Linked DNA regions of Mus musculus: region 1 is linked to region 2. A link is a contact called in ENCODE POLR2A ChIA-PET data. All regions are on one chromosome and are shown on one strand. Each heading gives the region's core, a stretch centred on a gene start or an enhancer-like site at or near the end of the contact. The rest is flanking DNA. Distances are from core to core; before and after follow the strand shown. Region 1 holds the start of Abca2 (ATP-binding cassette, sub-family A (ABC1), member 2). Region 2 overlaps Tprn (taperin).

The links. ChIA-PET counts read pairs that join two places held with the same protein, here RNA polymerase II (POLR2A).
Region 1: POLR2A ChIA-PET joins it to region 2 with 11 read pairs in embryonic stem cell. The contact joins the promoter of Abca2 here to the enhancer-like site in region 2. POLR2A ChIA-PET finds 5 or more read pairs at or near these places in 3 of 5 experiments (Patski and embryonic stem cell).

Annotation. Positions count from the first base shown.
Region 1 is chr2:25,424,984-25,431,397 of GRCm38, reverse strand. Abca2 (ATP-binding cassette, sub-family A (ABC1), member 2) reads right to left here and starts at 2,799. Exons shown (of 49, transcript NM_001368624.1): 1 at 2,563-2,799. The coding sequence starts at 2,628. Fut7 (fucosyltransferase 7) reads right to left here. Exons shown (of 4, transcript NM_001289453.1): 4 at 5,024-6,414. The coding sequence ends at 5,497.
Region 2 is chr2:25,264,197-25,271,374 of GRCm38, reverse strand. Tprn (taperin) reads right to left here. Exons shown (of 4, transcript NM_175286.4): 1 at 6,822-7,178; 2 at 2,330-2,543; 3 at 2,136-2,242; 4 at 1,489-2,019. The coding sequence ends at 1,957. It overlaps Ssna1 (SS nuclear autoantigen 1), which reads left to right. Exons shown (of 3, transcript NM_023464.2): 3 at 1-336. Among named protein-coding and RNA genes, the nearest start is that of Ssna1, 4.6 kb to the left of the region's middle. Within about 2 kb of position 4,449, at least 2 of the 3 ENCODE cell types and tissues checked have a DNase peak (open chromatin) inside an H3K27ac peak, as active enhancers do.

The DNA.
Region 1 (6,414 bases), core at 1,550-4,049, 160 kb before region 2:
GGAGAAAAAGGGGCTTTACCAATTCCTGCCCCCACCTCAGCTCAGGGAGGAAGTCCAGGAAATAGACTGGGAGCTCCTGCCTCTAAGATCCCAGGAAAGAGAGGGTCAGCCCTGCAGAAGCCGTCCTCCTCCATGGCTCTTCCGCCTCAGGTCTCCTTCACCCTCGTCACCATCTGAAGCAGACTCTGAAGCCCCTCCCAGGAGTGGTGTGGGTCCGTGCCCAGCTTGTCCCTGGTTGTGCCCACTGTGCTGACAATAGCTCTCTGTGATCAGAACACCCTGCTGTGTTGTCTATACCCTCACCCGCCTCAGCCTGTGCCAGCCTCCACCTCCTCTCCAGCCAGGATGGAGTCCAGGGCCAGTTGAGGAGGTGGTATGTACACCCAGGGCTGCAGGACACGGTGTCTCACGCATACAGAGTAGCAGGGGTCACAGCTCAAGAGACAGCCCTACCCACACTTACCCGACCACAGGCACATCTGCCCTGCCCTGGGCACCTCTGCCCGAGTAACTGCAGCGCAGGCCAGGCTGGCTCCCCTATCACTATAGCAACGGCTGCGCATGAGCTGCTGGGAGAAAGAGTCCTAGCTGGGAGGCGGAGGGCAACAGAGGGGCATCTGGTTACAGGCTCACAGCACAGGTCCAGCGCTACCTGTCTTACCTAGGTGACCGCAAGTGACCTAGGGATTCTGTCTCTCAAGACAAGTCCCGTGCTTCCACACTGCCCCAATATCTCCATGCTCACCCTGGGCCTGAGCAGCCTTGTGCTCGCTGTGATGGGGGATGGGGAGGGTAGCAGGTGATACCCACGTGTGATGTTAGCTTCCACCACAACTACTCTATACTGGTGATCCTCCTAAGGGTGCCAGGGTGGACCCATGTCCCATGTACTACCCATGTCCCTACAACAAGGCAGGGTAGTACTTGAGCGAAGGAAGCAAGCAGGGCAGAAGTCCTGAGGTCCCCTCCAGATCACAAGCTTTGCATGGGCACACCCCTGACACCAGCAAAAACTGTCTTCCTGGAAGAAGACAGCCACTGCTGGTAGCTCAGCCATAGGTTATGGATCTCCTCTGTGGTCTAATTGGTCTCTGGGAATGTTGAAGCATGCGAATTCAGGAAAACCCAACAGATCCACATAACAGGCAGGGGTCAGTCCTAGGGAAAAGGCAACGGGCACCTCCAACTGACTGTCACACAGCTGGACTCTTCTCCCAACTTGCTGTGGCAGGAACTATGTTGTGGCCTCTATTCCCAAGCCCTGAGGGGTGTTCCTGATAAGCAACTTTGGGCTAGCTAGCACTAAGGCATGCCTACATACACTCTGTGTCCCTTCTTCCCAGGGACTCAAAAGCTATAGTCACAGGGCTGCCCCTTCAGACCCCACACCAGCCAACCAGAACAGAGAATGTACCCAGTCCTGGCAATCAGCCAGGGCCAGGTGCCCACGGGAATTCTGCCAGGCTGTGGTGATGACTGCTACCCACCCTGCCTACAGACCAGAGTTTCTTATTATGAATCTAAAGTACTCAAAGAACATAGGTGGAGTGTTGCTGCCCAAGGGGTCCCTGGGTATGAGCTGGTTAAGGCCCTTCTTTTAGGTCCTGCACTCTCTTGTCTCCATCCTGGAAAATCCCAAGGGCCCTCGGACACTCTTGCTGGCCCAGGACTCTCTGGATGCCCTTGCTCTTCCAGGGACTGGGATGAAAACCAACACTGCAAACGCCATCCGTGCCTGGCATCCTGCTCCTCACACAGGACTCGTACCCCAACACTCTTTATACCCTGCCTGGCCTAGACAGGTACTAAGAAGCTCAGCAGAACCCAGCCCCAAGAGAGGCCCAAGGCAGGAGAAATCAGAGGAGCAGCCTCAGGAGAAACTGGCCCCAAAGGGTGCTGGGATTTAACAGGTTGAGTCCACACAACAAGGACATTCCCAGGGATGAGAAAGCAGGAGTAAGGGTTGTGACTTGCCAGGATGGGTTAGGAAAGGAGATGAAGGGAGGAGAAGGTGGTGGTGGTGGTGGTGGTGGTAGTGGTGGAGGAAGAGGAGGAGGAGGAGGAAGAGGAGGAGGGCGGTAGCAGCGGCGGCGAAGGCTGTTTGGTACCAGCTTCAGCCTAAGGTGCTTGCCCAAGGGCAGAGTACCAGTAAAGGGAATGAAAAGACAGGTTCCTATGGGGGCCCCAGAGATGATGGGACCAGGGCTCTGAGTCCCTAAGCTGAATGGTGTGTCCCAGCTAGCGCTCTGGACCAGGAACCTGCACCTAGCTCTAGCTGAAGTCCAGGGACCACCTGCCCCCACCCCAGCCTGCCAGAAAGCGCTGCGGAGGGCGCCGGCCCGTGACTCAGCCGTGCGCTGCGAGTGTCAGCGGACCAGGGCACAGCCGAACCCACTGCCGGAGGCCCGGAAGCCCGCGGAATCGTCCGGCCCCGAACAGGGTCTCCGGTGGCGCCCTCCCGGGGTCTGCGCGCGCCTGGACACTGCACGTGCACGCGGAGAGCGCACCGGCAAATTGGGCGCGCGGCCTGCGAGCCCCTAAGGGCGGGCGCGGCTCGCTCACCGGGCTCCGGCGCTTCAGCGTCACGTTCTTCCAGAGCAGCAGCTGCAGCTGGTGCAGGAAGCCCATGGCCGGGCCGCGCTCCGCCGCTTCAGCGCCGCGGCCCTGTCCTCTGCGCGCCCCGCCGGGCCCCGCTGCCGGCCGCGCCGCTCGGCATCGCCCGCGCGGGGGCGGGGCGCTCGAGAGTCCAGGACCTGCTGCTCGCAGGCTCCGCCCCGGCGGCCGCAGCTACAGAGACTCGTCGCGCCCGCGCCCGTCGCCCCCACTTAAAGGCGTCTCTGCGCCCGGGTAGCCGCCAGGGGGCGCCCGCGCCCGCCTGCACCTGCGCACAGCACTAGGCCTCGCTGCTCACTGGACCCATAATGCAGTGTTTCCAAGATCCCTCACAGCCCCCATCTAAACCAAGATCCCGGCTCGCACCTTTCCGAGGTCTAGGGAGAACGCAGGTACCCTATGCTTCTCCCAGGAGATTCCAAATATGAGTCTCCAATTGAGAGATTTACGCAGAGGGGTACCCAAGGTGTTTACTGTCCTGTTTGGAAAACTGAAGGAGGCTTGGTCACCATTAGATTGACCCTCCTCACTTGTAGAGACAGGAAGCAGGGTCAGTCACTCATTTAGAGGAGAGACATTGGTCCGTTAGGAGAATCCCATCGCGGCTTGAGGTGCAACAACACGATGTGACTTAGATATTTTAAAGAGGAGCCTGATGAGAGGGACTGCGGTAGTTCGACCACCTTCACAAAAGCATTCTGTGTTCCTCATAGACGAGCCACCACCTGCTGATGAAATGGCGTTTACCTAGATTATCAAAATGCAGAGCAACAGCAGGTCATGGCAGATTTACCTTTAACCCAGCGCTCAGCTCAGGGAGGCAGAGAAAAGCAGATCTTTGTGAGTTCAAGTCCACACTGGTCTACATAGAGAGACCATATCTCAATAAAATAAATAATAGAGAGCAACCACGCACGTGTAATCCCAGCATCAAAAAGGCAGAGGCAGAAGGGATGAAGTATTCAAGGTCATCCTTGGTTATATAGAGAATTCAAAGCTAGCCTGCGCAACATGAGACCCTGTCCAAAATACTCTCTCTCTCTCTCTCTCTCTCTCTCTCTCTCTCTCTCTGCAGGTGGAGACAGCTGTTTTGAGGTCCAGGGTATCATCCAAACACATTTCTTACATAGTTTTAACTGAATTTAGAACACGTAAGGTGCATATGCCTGGGGTCACTGCAGTCCACCTGCGATTTCCATGCAGGTGAGGCAGATGCCCAGCGGGCAGGGCAGCAGAAATGCTTACCAGGTATGAAGAGCTAGACACACCACGTGAAGGGCTGGGTGTGCATAACCGGAAACTGCTACAGGTCAGAGAGCCCTAATTCTGACCTGAGAAAGTTAGGTTTATATTCAAAATGATGCTGAGACATCACAACTGTGAAAATTTACCACAGTCATCCATTGTGACTACCAGATCAGGCCTCCCTGCTCTAGCCAGACTGCACAAAAGGGGCTGGAAAGCAGGGGTGACTGAGAAGACAGGTTGTCCCTTATATAAGAGGTTTACTTGCTACCCCAACACCACCCACCTCCCCACCTACTCCATATTCATGTAAGCCTAGCATCTTTCTGCTCTTAGAGCCTGGCCTTTGGTGGGTCCTTAGAAGTGTTTGAATGTGGGCCTATTGATACTGTCACAGGACTATTTTCTCCAATATGGCAGGCAGGGGGCAGCAGAGAGCCACTAGCTGTGGTCCTGAGGACTGTGTCTGAAGACTGCAGGCCAGTTTGGGTTTCCCCGGCCTATGAATAGGAGGGGGAGGCTGTGTGGTATTCAGCCTGGGACATGCAGTTTGCTCTTAAAGTGAATGCAAACCGTCATCGAGGGCTAAAGCTTCCTGACACTTCCCAGCTCCTCTCCTGGGCTGGTGGGAGAGGACACGAGACTCCACCCAGCCCCAGGCTCAGGCTCCTTCTCTCCAGTTAGCCCATGAGGCTAGATTAGGGCAGGAAGCCATGGTTAGGCCTTTCCCACAAACCACAGGGGGAGGGCAGCTTCCTGCCTGTACTGCCACCCCATCCCCGGACAAACCCAAGCCCCAGCCCATCCCAGGAGCTCAATCTGTCATACACTCATAGCCTCACCTCTCATCTCCTCCTGGCCCACCCAGTCCAACACAGTGGGCACCTGCAGCAGGCTCTTCAGTGAAAGCCCTAACGGATACATCACACCCCATCACACAGGACACACCTCCCACTGAGACCTATGACATGTGGCACCTCAGCCACAGCTGTGTCTGACCTCAGTTCTCAGGTCTGTACCTGCCGTGGGCTTTGAGTTCCTGGTAAGGTACCACTCAAGCAAGGCTCTCAGACAGAAACGAGAAACCCAATAATGGCTGCCGGAGGGAATTGAGCAGAGGAAGCTGGCTGGTGAGCTCTGCTGCCTAACAGACTTGACCAGGAGATTTCTGTCAGTGTTTTTATTAGTAGTGCCTCTTTCCCTGGGGGAACTGTGGTGTCAAAAGCCCAGAATCATCTGCACTGTCCTTCCACAACCCCCTGCGCCCAGTGTACAGTCTGCACCCAGAGTACTAGAGGGTGCATCTGCAACCTTGAGGCTAAGCACCTTGACTATAGAAGTGTAGGGTCCCAGCTCCAGCCATGGGCATGGAGCCTTCAGCCATGGGTCAAGGTAAGTCAGGGACCCTCAGCCACCTTCCCCATATGCTCCTCATTAATTCATTGTCTCTTATCCTGGGCCCCTACTCTAAAGCCCACCAGGGCATCTCAGCCCAGTTTTCTCCTTATATCCTGAATTCCTGCTCACTGAACAGGAAAAGCCTTGGGGTAGTGCCATGGTGACCAAAAGCCTGGATGCCCAGCTCTTTGGTTTCAACATCAGTCTCCCACCCATCCAGCCTCTCCCAGCAGCAGGAGTTCAAGCCTGGAACCAGCTTTCAAGGTCTTCATAGACCTGGCTGCGGGGCAAGTAAGGGTAGCGGGCACAGATGGTGCAGAAGCGCTCCCTCCAGTCACCCAGGAGCCGCACACGGAGCCGGTCTCGCCAAGCAAAGAAGCCACGATAACGACTCTCATTCATGCTGACGAGGAAGACAGCCAGTTCACGGGCAGAGCTGAAGTCGTCCACGTGTACAAAGGCATCTGGTGGCACAAAAGCCTCGTAGGTGGCCCGAGGAGGTCCCAGCGCCACGGGTACAGCACCAGCCGCCAGGGCATTGCGCCAGAACTTCTCAGTGATGTAGTCCCGATGCTGTGAGTTCTCAAAGGCCAGGTAGAAGCGGTACCGGGCCAAAGTGGGCAGCAGACAATTAGCGCATAGGGGCCGTCCGCTGGCGCGACCGAACACATCCACCTGCAGATGAGGGGCCAGCTGCCGGTACAGCTTTGCACGCTGCTGCCGCTCCTGGAAATTGCTGATCACCCAGGCAGCCATCCTGCTTTTGGCCGGTAGTGGGGATGTGGGCCCAGAGAGAGGCTCCAAGCGACCGTAGGGTACAAAGATATCTGAATCACGCCGATAGCTCAGCACCCAGTTGAAGATGCCCCGGAAGCGATGGAGACCATGGGTATTACTGGGCGATTCCATGGAGGCCCAGACCCAAGGCTGTCCGTGTGGCCTCTGGTCCAGGGGTAGGAGAGATTGCCGGGTTTGCAGCTCACGGTGGTGGAAGACCACAGCATCAGCACTGGCTAGCAGGCTCCGGTTAGCACTCAGACGGCAGCTGGCCATGCCATAGCGAGTGCAGGTGTCACCAGGTAGCTCTGGCGGCCGGTTGGTGAAAGGCCAGTGCCAGATAAGGATGGTGAGTGTGGACTGAGGCACAGGGGCACTTCC
Region 2 (7,178 bases), core at 3,200-5,699:
GGTGCCCAGAGGGGCAATTTCTGACCTCCACCTGCCTAGACAAGAAAAGCCCTAGGACAGTCCAATGGAAGAGGTGTTCCCAGCTCCGTACTCACATGTGCTGTGGGGACCCTGAGCAGCTCCATGAGGGGCCTCTCTCTGAAGCTCCTGAATCCCTTTGGGCTACCAGGAATGTCCTGGTCCTGGTCTGAGTACTGTGGGAGCCCCTCACTTTGTCTCCCCAGCCACTAGGGCCCCAGGCCAGACATGTTGAAGAAAGAATCTTGACTCCAGAACCAAAACCTTAGGGCCCATCCCCATGGCCTCTGGTGTTTCAATAAAGGTTGTTTTGCAAGATCTGTGTCTGCTAGCTACCATATATCCTGTTGGTAAGAAGACCTGCAGTTTTTCCCTTTCTTATCTTCAAAACACAAAATGCTGAAAGTACTCACCTCACACAGGTCAGCCCTAGCCCTTAACTCTCTTTGCAAAGGTGCTGGTGTTTTCCCCAAGTCCAGAACACAAACCACTTTTCTGTGAGGGGCTTTGCTCTACGATGGTGCTCAATACAGAACCTGGCTCAGAGATAGAGACAGGGACAGTAAGTTCTGTTTGGTCCAATCTGCTGCTGCTGCTGTTAGGACCCATCTTCCAACCACATGTGTTGCTTACTTACTATTTCCATGTGCCCTATGACCCAGCCCTTTGTCACAGCTTCTGGGGAAAGTTTGGAAGTATTTGGTGACCAAAAAGATCCAGAAAACAGCTGTGGTAGTTTACACCTGTCATCCTTCGTTGAGGAAGAAGGATCGCCTTAAAATCAAGGCCATTCATGTCTGCATAGTAAACTGTAAACCAGACTGGGACATAGTATGAAACCCTTTCTTAAACAACAAAAAAAGTACCTATAAAGCTGGGCTTTTACTCTCTGAGAGAAACCTACTTCAACATTCTCCTTAGCTCTAGTCAAGCAGTGACAGGAAAAGAAGACACATTCGGTGCCTGCAGATGGCCTACACTGGCTGCCAAGGCCTCTGCGAACAGTTTCCAAGCAGGCAGCTCTGCATTCCCCTAGCCTTTTGGGAATCTCTGTTGCTATAGCCTTGTTACAGGCTTATACATCGGGAGGTATCCAAATCAAACATGAGAAAAGATCTCCAAAGTTCCATTTAGCCCCATTCCTGTGTGATACACGACTAGCTACTTTACTAGGCTCCTAGCCCTGTGCTGAATCCTGTCAATTATAACACTAACCTTCCTCCCTTCTGGCATCTAGACCCCTGAGTCATGGGAGTTGCAGAGCCCAGAGGTTAGGTCCACTTCCCACAGTACTAGCTCTGGGAGAGAGAGTAGTAGACTTGCAGTGGGAAGAGAACAAAAGCCAGAGCCAGACCAGCAAGCTCAAAGTGTGACAGTACCAGGCTGGGGCCCTTTTGCTTTTTTTGCACACAGGTGCCAAGTTAGGACCTTGTTCTCAGACTGAGAGCTGTGTAAAGAAGGCAAAAGCAGCCTTGTTACAGTGCTGTTTATTGAATCCAATATCAGGGGAGAAAAAAAAGAAAAAACACCCTGCCATCTTTCATGAAAAGTAGCTGAGTTCGCTGAGGGCAGGAGCTTGGATTTCGGCAAAGAACAAATAACTAGGGTAGCCTCTCACTCCTCGCAGTGGCCACTCCTCAAAAGGTAGGAGCTGAAATTTCCGACAGCACTCTGGGACAAGATCTGCTCAGGCCTCCACCTCATCACAGATGAGACAGTATGGACAGATGTCAGCCTGTCCCACAGGCAGTTCCCACCTGTTCATCCTTGGTGTGAGATTCAGATCTGGCCCTAAAGGCAAAAGGAGGTAACAGAGAGAGAAGGCAGGGAGAGCCAGGTAGAGGGGCACAGAATACAGTCAGGGCTCCTGGGTATTGACTGGCTTCCAGGACCACCACACCTGGGGCTAAGTCTTGGCCATCCTGACAGTTGCAGGGGTCAGAAATAGAGGGCTGGCTCGCTGCGGAAGTCCGAGAGGTCGTTCTGACTGGCAGGTGTGAGCTGAGAGAAAGAATAGAATATACCACTAAGGCTTATCCAGGCTTCAACCATTCCCCAAGCCAGTCAGCCTCCTTTGGTGATCTGGGTGTTCACCCAGCACCCTCCACCTGGCTTACCATGACCTCCTTCGGTGGGAGCTCCACATCAGTTGGAGTCTGCACCAGTGTCTGTTCCTGCCACTTGCTGAAGGCCATGGAATGCTTTGGAGTGTAGCTGGACAGACCTGTGAACGGAAGACAACAGGCATGGATACCTGCAAGTGTGGTCCACATCCCACTCCCAGGCTGCCCAGTCCAACGGCTGCGATTACCTGAGCTGCTCTCAGGTCCCACACTGCTTACAAATGTGGCCCGGGGCAAGAAAACTGTGAAGGGTTTCTCTGAGTCAGGCCCCACTTCCTCCTCTTCACCATCTTCCTCTCCTTCCTCCTCCTCCTCCTCCTCCGCCTCTTCCTGTGCCAGAGAGCTCTCAGAAGGGTACTCAAATGTTGTATGCAGGCTCTTGTCATTGAAGGAGATCTTCATCTAGGAGTAAGAGCCATGTCAGCAGGGGCCCTACCACCCAGTTAGGCAGAGGTGCTAAACAGGGAGAGAAGACTTCTACCAAGAGTTATAGGATCCACCTATCCCACCCTATACCTGTAGCTGCTCTTAAAGCTAATTTCATGTTCTGGGAAGAATCCTAGCACCAACCATCACTGTCAGAGGCCCGCTTAAGAGGCTAACACCCATCAGTTGGGCTGTTGGTGCTAAGTACCACCTATTTTTTGGGCTACTGGGGAGTCCCACTTTTTATTCAGAGTCTAGGGTAATAGCATCAGTGATTCTCAACTCCTACCCTACTGTGTGCCTCACTCACTGGCTCTGGAATTTCATAATCAAATTCTCCCTTTTCTCCTAGTGGCCTGGTTTTAAGGGCCAGAAAGCTGTGGGCAACCCTCTGTCATGATCTTCCTGTCTGCTACCTGGGCTGGGAGCTCCACCTCCACAATCAATGACTGCTGAGGTTCGCTGGTCCTCTCAGCTGAGCTCAGCCTAGTGGGTTGGTAATGAACATGAGCACTTGCCTGCAGCAGATGGGGCAGTCTTGCTGGGCTCGAAATATTAAACTCCTAGGCACAGGACACCAACAGCCAGCTCAGGTTCCCCCTCTTCTCCTGGAAGGAGCCAGAGGCCCAACAGGATGGAAGACTAGCCTGGCAGGAGGGTTGAGCCTGTCCTGAGGCAGCAAATGACCCTGGCACATGCCACAGAATGGACCAAGGACCCACAAAAGCAGGAAGCCTAGTCTCTGAACCAACATCCTGCTTGCTTTCCCTCTCAATCAATGGCCACTTGCCCACATGACTATCAATACCCCTGAGCCCTCTGCCCACTGAAAGATACCCTGCCCCAGGTATCTGCCCCACCCCGGGGGGGGGGAACCCCAGGAATTGGAGCTCCTCGCTTTTCAACCTGCTCAGAGACGTCTATTCTCCCAGGCCTTCCCTACTTTGGCCATCTGCACACATTAACAGGCAAATGGGGAAACACCCCAGGTCAGGCAAAACAGAGATGTTCACTCCTGTCATAGGAAGGCATATTGGTTGCACCCTGCTTTGACCTCAAGGCTTATCTTGTCCTTGAAGACTAGATCCCATTAGAGTCGTTAGGTGGAAGCTGAGAGATGATGTCACCTAGCCTTCTGAGATAAGTTCCCTAGGAGGAGCACAGGATAGTATAGGGCCCAACATACCTGAGCCTTCTATAGCAAAGTGATCCCTAGATGGAGCCTTTGAGGCCCATCCCTCACTACTGAGAATACAGGACCAGCTGCCAGGGCCCAGGCCCAGCTAGATTAGCACACCCTCATTAGCCTGCATAGTTCCCAGCAGGGAGGCTGAGGGGATAGACACATGTGGGTACAGTGCCTGGCACAGCCTGGCCAGGCTGGGGGTGGGGAAGCAGCTCATAAGCCTGCCTGTCTCAGCTGGGGCCCAGTCCCCCCAGTAACTATCTCCCTTGTCTCCTCTGGCAGACCAGTATTCATAGGTCTCCTTCCTGCTTACAGCACAGGTCAGTGGGTCACATGTAACTCAGGCTTATAACCCTGCCAGGGGTGGAACCACCAGGGCATGTGGGGAAGGTCCAGACAGGGATTGTCACTGTACATATCTGGTCACCAGTATCTGGGGGACTTTACCCAGCACACCTAATATGGCAGGCAGGTGATGGGACCTCTGGGCTTTCACATGGCCCTGGGTGGCAGAACCTTCCAGCTTTTACAGGGCCCTTTTGTTCTCCCTCAACCTGCCCTACCCATACACACCCAGCTTGGGTTACCAAAAGGTGTCCACCCTGGGACTCAAATCGAGGAAACTGCTCAACTGGCCCAGCTGGAGGTCATGTTTAGCCAAACCCTGCCCCCAATCCCTTGCACACAGCCTGGCTCCCATCCTCCATTTGGCCCCCAGCCAAAGTTCCCAAGGGTAACAGGACAATAGATCGGAGCTACCAACTGTGATAGCCACAGCTGCTACACCCCCACCCATCCACCCACCCACCCAGGGTACACCCTGTACCAGTGAGGTTTCATGAATAAGGGTTCAGTCTCTCTCTGGGGTTCTGAGCTCCAGAAAGACCATCTAGGGGTCACCCATGAGAAGAGTTGGGTGAGAGAGACTGAATGAAAAGGAAAGCAGGTGAGAGGACATTCAGGCCAGCTTCAACTAGGAAAGGCAGGTGCAGACTGGAGGAAGATGATGGTGTGCTGGAAAGGGCCAAAAGGACAGACCCGCCTTCAAATGGGAGCCAGGCTGAGGGCCATAACTAGGTCACACAAGTGAGGGTGGAGTGCCGAGCCCTGAGGACACTATCATGCTAGGGTGTGACACAGGAACAGGAGGTAGGAAAGAGGAAGCAGCAGCAGGACGGGTGGGAGCCACTAGTCAGGGTGGGGAGGGAAACCAAAGTGTGCAGTTGCCCCAAGGCCCTCTGGGACCACCTGCTCCCACAGGAAGAAGCAGGAGTCTGTGCTAGGGCAAGGACTTGGGTTTCAGGAGGAGCACCCTGGGGTCTCCTGGGGCTACAGGTAAGAGAAATGTCAGGGAAGGACAAAGAACATGAGGGCCTCACCCTGCACACTGCTCTGAAGGTTGGGCAGCTTTGTGCCCTGCCCCCTCCCACTGGCATTCTGTGTCTTGCTGGGCAGGGCAGCTGGTGCATGCATAGGCAGGCCAGCACAATCAGCAGGCTGTACTGCTACAGAAAACCCTGCCCAGGCCACTTGGCCATAATAAGCATCATCCATCTGGACCCCCAACTCCCTCCGTCTGGTCCAGACAGCCAGGCTGCTGGCCAGGGTCCCATTCCAGCCCCCTGCTAGCCTTTAGGCCTTGCCCTGCTTTAGTGTTTGAGATCTACATGAACGGCCGTACCTAGCAGCCCTGCCCTCTGACTCTAACCCAGCCAAAGGTGATTCTCACACTTGTCTCTAGTCATGACAGGAGAGCCAGGCAGCTTTTCAGTTTCAAGAAGCCAAGTATCCCAGGATAGGAGCAAGGCTCTAAAAATAGGAACCTGGTCTCAGCTCCGATCCTATGAGTTCCACGGCCTCATGAACCTCCCAAGCCTCAGCTTCCTCAGCTATACAGAGATACCTTCATCACGTCCACTTCTTGGACAAGCATGGGGATGGCCACATCATAGAGACATCAGGATCAAGAAGCAGAGAAAGATGGGGGAAGGGCCTGGGTCACTCTGTCCAAGGACTCAGGGTAAAGAGCACAGGTGAGATTGAGAGAGACATGGTCTCATGTGGCAAAAAAAAAAAAAAAAAAAAAAAAGTGTTCTAGCTCTGAGTCTCCCTCCTCACCAGAATCCCCACCAAAGTCACCATGACATTGGCTGGAGCTGATGGCCAGACCACTGTGACAGGAAGCAAAATGTAAGGGAAAAAGAGTGAGGAGGTAAGGTGGCATGGCTCAGGACAAAAGTTCACCCAAGGAAACTGAGGCGGAGGGCACAGCATTAACCTGGATAAACCTACATTCTAGCTGTTGTAGTGTAGACACTGCAGGTGCCATCTCAGCAGAAGGGAAAGGTGCACTTCCCTGTACCAACTGACTAAGAGTCATGTGGGATAGGTCTTGGAATTTGCCCCTGGGGACAAACACAGACCCTGGAACAATCAGGAAGAATCTGAGGAATGATTTCCTTGTGCCCAGAGGGTTCCAAGCCACTGGCCAGAGCTGGCTAGGAAATATGGCTCACCTTGGTCATTTGAGCCTCTAGGGGATTATTCTTGAGTTTCTCTGCCCAAGGCCCTCTTGACCACGTCTGGCATGAAGCCTGGGCGTTCAATCCATCCTTGCAGAAGGCAAAGGCCTGCCAAGCTCTGACTCCCGGACCTTCCAGGGAGCTGAGAACTCCCTCCAACTAGCTTATGGGATGTGTGCCCAGACTGACCTCAAAGTCAGGAGGACCTGCAAAAGAATGACTGGCTTTCTTCCTCCCATTTACATCCAGGCTCTGGATATCTGTCCAAGCTAAACTCCATAGGACTATGCCAGCTACCTCCAAATCACAGGCCAGGCTATTTTCTGAAGGTAGACCTGCAATTAGTTGGAATTACCCATTCCAAAGGGATTCTGGAACTCTGCACTACTTCCCCCAAATCTCTGAAGTAAACAGTAGGCTGACCAACCCCAGCCTGGGGCTGTCACAGTTCACAGAGGCCCTGGACCTGGCCTGAGCACACAACCCCATTCTCCTGTGATTTACGGAGAAGACCTCCATGCCAGCAGCCCTCTCCTTACCACTTACCTTTTTTCTCGAGGAGCCAGCTTTGATGAGGCAGGACTTCTGCAGGGCCAGGTAACCACCAATCACCTCAATCTCGTGCACAGTGGGGTATCGTTTCTTTAGGGTGTTCTCCAGGGTAGTATGGGGTCCTGAGAGGCTCTCAGCATCCTGTTCCTCTGCCCCTTGCTGGGACTGACCATTGGTCTGACTTAAGTGTGGCTCCTGAAGGGTCCCTGGCTTTCTCTTGGGCACTACTGTGAAAGTGTTGCTACCTCGGTTCAGGAGTTCTGAGGTGTGTCCAGGCCTGGCAGGGTGCAGGTGGTACTGGGAAGGCACACCAACTGCTGAGGAGGGCAGTTTGGCTTCTTGAAAGGCCTC